2 separate regions of the Homo sapiens genome follow, and region 1 is linked to region 2. The links are chromatin loops, found by intact Hi-C in ENCODE. Cell type or tissue: heart right ventricle. All regions are shown on one strand. Links, peaks and the distances in the headings refer to the core of each region. The heading gives the core; the rest is flanking DNA.

Evidence for each region. Peaks named below come from ENCODE experiments on the same cell type or tissue, not always from the same donor. Only the 100,000 strongest peaks of a DNase experiment are listed, where the experiment ranks them.
Region 1: a loop joins it to region 2, with 2.1 times the contacts of the local background. A loop is called at or near these places in 1 of 110 quality-filtered maps.

Annotation. Positions count from the first base shown.
Region 1 is chr17:27,663,503-27,666,306 of GRCh38, reverse strand. It overlaps the pseudogene NOS2P1. Among named protein-coding and RNA genes, the nearest start is that of LGALS9, 34 kb to the right of the region's middle. In heart right ventricle, for the core only: no CTCF peak of the experiment used is centred there; no DNase peak of the experiment used is centred there.
Region 2 is chr17:27,583,475-27,586,278 of GRCh38, reverse strand. It overlaps KSR1 (kinase suppressor of ras 1), which reads right to left. Exons shown (of 21, transcript NM_001394583.1): 5 at 618-622. Among named protein-coding and RNA genes, the nearest start is that of LGALS9, 46 kb to the left of the region's middle. In heart right ventricle, for the core only: no CTCF peak of the experiment used is centred there; no DNase peak of the experiment used is centred there; H3K27ac peaks cover 668 bases.

The DNA.
Region 1 (2,804 bases), core at 283-2,782, 80 kb before region 2:
GACCCTGAGGACAGGGCACAGGCCAGTGTAATGCCACAATGGGATGAGCTGTGATCTGTGCTGTGTAGAGGCCTAGGCTAAGGTGGGACTGACGGATGACCAGGTCAGCCAGGTTGCTGAAAACACTCTTGGGTCCTCACCTGCCAGCTCCCAGGACTCCGGAACTGCCAGGAGAGTGGTGGCAGGTCCCCCATCCTCAGCTGGGTGGGCCTGGATAGAACAGCAAGGCGAGGGCACATTTCCCCAGCCATTCCCTCCAGGCACAGCTGTGACCTGCTCATTCCAATTTCGTGGAAATATTTCCACACACACAAAACTGTAAATAGCAATGGATGTGCTGAGAGGAGCTTGGACATAGGATAGGCAGTATTTTACAGGCAGAGCATCCAGGGCTTCCTGACGGGTTAGCTTCAGGGCTTGAGCAAGGAAGGAGAACCGAGGACAATGTGTTCAAATCTGTTCACTCACCTCCTCCGTGCCACACCTGTGCCGGGCACTGGAAGAGACAGATGAGCACAGAAGCCCTGGCCTGGGGGAGGTGTGGGAGGGAGCCCAGAGCATCTACTGGGAGCTGAGGGCTGATGTCCACCTGGGTACCATCCAGGTTCTCTGCATGGACAAGTACAGGGAGGCACAGCTGTTGCTGGTGGAGACCACCACATTTGGGAATGGAGACTTCCCCAGCAATGGAGAGGTGGGTGGCCTGAGGTCTGGCTGGTCTAGGAGGTTGTAGGGTGTGGGAGGACCCAGGAAAGGGTCCGGGGAATGAAGCAGGTCCTACAGAGGGCATTTGGGAGTCAGTGCTCAGGCCATCTGGGTCACTCAGGTCATTTGCCGGCCTCCATTGTAATTATTGCCATATGGGAGTGCCCCCTTTCCTATGACATATTTAATATATTTCTGTGAATGGCCTACCTGTTTGTATTTACAAATTCATGTTTAAAGGAAACTTGTGTCACTCTCACAAATGGAAAGCAGCAAAACTTAAATTCAATGAAAACAAAATGAAGTTAATGAATTTTAGCTAGATACTATTCCCTGGCCAAGGCCTGCTCCTTCTTTGTTTTTTAAAAGAGTACTAGGCAATGAGAGAGGCATTAAAGGTCTATTAGCACCAACTCAAGACTGTCTCTCCAGGGCTCAAAAGAATGAAAATGTAATTGAAGGGGAATAACTAAAAAATAAATTATGGAAAAGGGAGTAAATACTCACCATGGGATTTGACGCTAGTTCTGCTGGGTCACATACCTCCTGGAATCATCTTGGCTTCCTGGAAAGCCAGCCTTATTTCAGAGACTGTAGGACCAACTGTTGTTGCTTTTACCAGGTTCCAAACAAGAAGACAGAATCACGGCCTATTAGGAGGCCCTCTGGAGATGCCCAGGGCTGGATGGGAGGGGGCCAGGCTATTCTGGGTCTCCCACCAGGGGACAGGGCCCACACAAGTTGCTACAGTTTAGCTGGAGTGAGAGACAAGCTAAAATTCTCACCTGACAACCAGGTCCTTGGCCAGGTGGCCCCATATGTAAACCAACTTCCATTGTGGGCCAGGAGCCATCTCCTGCCATCTGTGGCCAGTTTTCCAGAGGAATGGAAAAAGCGGTGTTTTTTTTCATCTTGGCCTGAGAACTCTGTCATTTCCTCTCTTTCTAGAAACTGAAGAAATCCCTCTTCATGCTGAAAGAGCTCACCAACAAATTCAGGTAAAGCTTTTTCCCTCCTCCTGCAACTTCTAACCTTGCCCTGAGGACCCAAAGTCTGGCTCAGGGGATGGAACTGGGTGCGCATACGGGGTCTTCTCAGAGCTGACCAGGCACAGAGGGACCCTGGGCCAGAGGTTTGCCCTCGGAGTGTGTCACGGGTCAAGCCACAGAAACCAAGTCCCTCTCACGGGTCTGCAGGCCAAGCATGGGGTGGTCATGGGAGTTGGTGACAAGGCTCAGGGGTTGGGAGGACTAGAAGGGGCTGCAGCTCCATGCTCCAGCTGGATGGGGAGAGTCTGTGGCTGGCCCTCCAGGCTGTTGGTGCTGGGTGCTGGGTGCCAGGTGTTGCTTGCATGGGACATGAGTCTCTGTGTGTTTCCTTGGGCAGGTATGCCATGTTTGGCCTCAGCTCCAGCAAGTACCCTCAGTTCTGTGCCTTTGCTCATGACCTCACCCAGTAGCTGTCCCACCTGGGGGCCTCTCAGCTCACCCCGATGGGGGAAGAGGATGAGGTCAGTGGGCAGAGGATGCCTTCCGCAGCTGGGCCATGCAAACCTTCAAGGTCGGTTCCCAGCCAGAGCTGCTCCACAGCAGGGACATGACAGGGTGCATTCAACCTAGGACATCTGTGCTGGGTGTCCCAGGTGCCATGACCTCTGCCCCTGGTCCTGTAGATGTGGTCCCAGGCATGAGCCAGGGCCACAGGCCTGAGGGCTTAGGTCACTGCTGCTCTCCCTCAGGCCCTTAGAAGAGCTCCACCTTGTGCACACAACTCTGGGGGAGAAGGTGGCACAGATACCCCCCTGCCCTTAGGGAGCTTCTAGTTTAAGGTCTCCCCCACTGACTACCTAGGTCACCTTTTAACTACTGTGTCTGTTTCAGTCTCACAGCCATAGAGAGCCTAGGGACAGGCACCACACAGTGGCAGATCCACTTTGGATCCACTCAGTATCTCCATAGCTCTTTACTGCTATGGTTGGCCCCAGTCATTTAGGGAACTCATCACTCATGCAGAGCGTCACTCAGCAGTGGTGCTTAGGAGCATCAGCTTGCATCGGGGCAGGCTTGGTTCCAAAGCCCAGGCCTCCTCCATGTGGTTCC
Region 2 (2,804 bases), core at 65-2,564:
AGAGAGGCCCCACAGCATAGCCACGTGCAGGAACGTGCTCCCAACCTGGAGGTGGGGGTGGGAAAGGGGGTCAAGGGTTGCCCAGGTGTCCTCTCCTCCCAAAGGGGCTTCTGCATCTCCCATCTTTTGGGGCCTCATTCAGAGCTGCGCTACATTTCTGCCTCCAGGAATGTCCCTTTCCTGAAGAGTGGGATCCCAGGACATCAGGTGGGGTTCTGGAGATGGCTAAAGTCTAGCGAAATCAGGCAGATGGCACCGCCTTCCCAGGGGTGCTGCTTTACCGTGGCAGCCCAGCAGGCCAGAGTCCCTGCTGGAGAGTCTCGGTGGGGAAGGGCAAGGTGGAGACAGGGCTCTTCATGGGGCTGCCTGTGGGCTGAGATGTGCTCAAGGTCTCTGATTCTCAGAGAGCAGCCACCAGCTGGGCTGAAGCCAGCCAGTCACTTTAAGGCCACCTGTCTTAGGGCTATTTCCTGAGGTGGTCACCAGCACCTCTGCTTCTGGACTATGGAGAGGCTGAACGGGCTAAGAGGTGGGTCAAAGAGGTCCACCCCCGATGGGGACAGCAACGCACACACGACTCCCAGGTGGTAGAGGGGATGGAAATGAATCTCTCTTACCAAACCTGGAGGAGACAAAAAGCAGAGAGGGGGATTACGTCACCACGCTGGCTCGGCGTGTTCCTAGAACACTACCCTTGGGCGGGAGCAGGCAAGGGGCTGGGACGTAGGACTCTGAGGCCTGGCTTGAGGCCAGACTGGCTGATTGACTCTGGGAACCCCTGCAATCTCTGTGGGGACATTTCCTCAATGGAAAGGACTAGAAGGGCATTCCCCAGGCCTCCCCAGGGGACATCTAAACTCAGTGCTGTGCACTTTAATACATTAGCTTACGTAAGCCTCGCCAGCAACCAAGCATGGTAATTAGAGTTCAGCCCATTTCACAGTCAAGAAAACTGAGCCTCAGGAGGCTCAGTAGGTCACATGGCTCACAGTGGGAGAGCCTGGCCCAGAGCCAGGCAAGAAAAGGGGTCAGTCAGCTGGAGAGACCAGGCCTGGTGGCTCATGCCTGTAATCCCAGAACTTTGAGAGGCTGACACGAGTGGATCACCTAGGTCAGGAATTCAAGACCAGCCTGGCCAAGGTGATGAAACCTTGTGTCTATTAAAAATACAAAAATTAGCCAGGTGTGGTGGCACATGCCTGTAATCCCAGCTACTCGGGAGGCTGAGGCAGGAGAATCGCTTGAATCCGGGAGGTGGAGGTTGCAGTGAGCCGAGATTGCGCCACTGCACTCCAGCCTGGGCAGCAGAGCAAGACTCCTTCTCAGAAAAAGAAAAAATAACTATCAGTTGGCAAGGGTGTGGCTGGACAGGAGGGCAGAGATAACAGCTGTGCAGAGCAGAGGTAGCCCCTGAAAGGAGAGTCAGGCAGGGACACACCCTGAGCCTCCCCAGGGGGCAGCCACTGCCCCTGAGAACACATGGAGCTGGAGGAAGCAGAGCACTCAGGGGTCACCAGAACAGCGAGGTGGCCTGAGCGTCACGTCAGTGCTGGTTCTGGTAGCTCTGCAGGGACTGGACTCAGAATCCCAGGGTCTGAGGCTCAGTCACTGGCTGGAGTTTGAGGCTAGTTGTGTCATCTGCCTGAAGCTGTGTCCCTGCCACCTTCTAGCATGGGAATGAGACCACAGCTTTCCTAATGCTCTTCTTGGGAGAAGACAGAAACACAGGGACTGGGTTGAGCCCACTGTGAGGCCTCCTCTGACTGACCCATGTTCGTGTGGCCATCATCACTGCATTCTACAGCCCCTTCTGGGTGGGACCCAGGCCCCAGCAGGACAGCCCGAGTGGGAGCAGCAGGGTCGGTGACACCTGGATCTCTCCTCCTTGGGCAGCATACTCAAACCCATCGGAGCTGTCCAGGCTCCATCCCATAAAGGACCCTAACAGCATGCACTGGGAGAGGGGATCAGGCCCGTTCCAAAGATGACTCCAAGGCCCAAGATACACCAGGGCCCAAGGAACCCCCTAGAAAAAGGGTGCCCTTATTGCTTCTCGGCCTTTTGGCTAAGATCAAGCGTAGGAAAGGGGTGCCCATGCCGAGGAGAGAAACCAGGTGCCCCAATCCTCAGGGGTACAAGAAGGTAAGAGGCACCCAAGGAAAACACTCCCTTTCTTTCTGTGCTGCCAAGGGTATACTGACAAGGGCAATCTTTGTAACAAAAAAGACAATGATCTAACGCCCATCAAGAAGGGACAAGATAAACTATACAACGAAATAATATGAACAAGTCAAACAAATGGGGTTTAATTAATTATAGACATACACAAAACTGCTAGCCTGGTTGGCTCCTGAAAGGGGAACCCTGTGACTGAATAAAAATGGTGGGGTAGAGTTTTCACCACGTACCCTGAGAAGCCACAGAGCTGCTGCGCTTTGGACCATGTGACTGTCTCACTTGTTCAAAATATATAGATAGAAAAATTTGTAAGTCAAAAACTAAACAAAAGAGTAAAACATTCCAAGATGTACTGACATGATGTTCTCAGAGATACCAAGGGAAGTTGAAAAAACAAGTCATGGGACAGAGTAGATGGTATGGTATCTGACAGTCACTAGTGGTTTCTGCCAAATATTCCAGTTCTCCCCTCCTGGGCGTGTGGGCAAAGAGCACTGTTTCATTCTCCTGTTCAGGTTGGGCCAGGAATGGTGGGTGGAACTTCCAAGAAGGAGTACGCAGCTGCCAGGGCATGACATCTGGAACTCACTTCTCCCTCTGCCACCGTGGCCAGCAATGTTCAGACA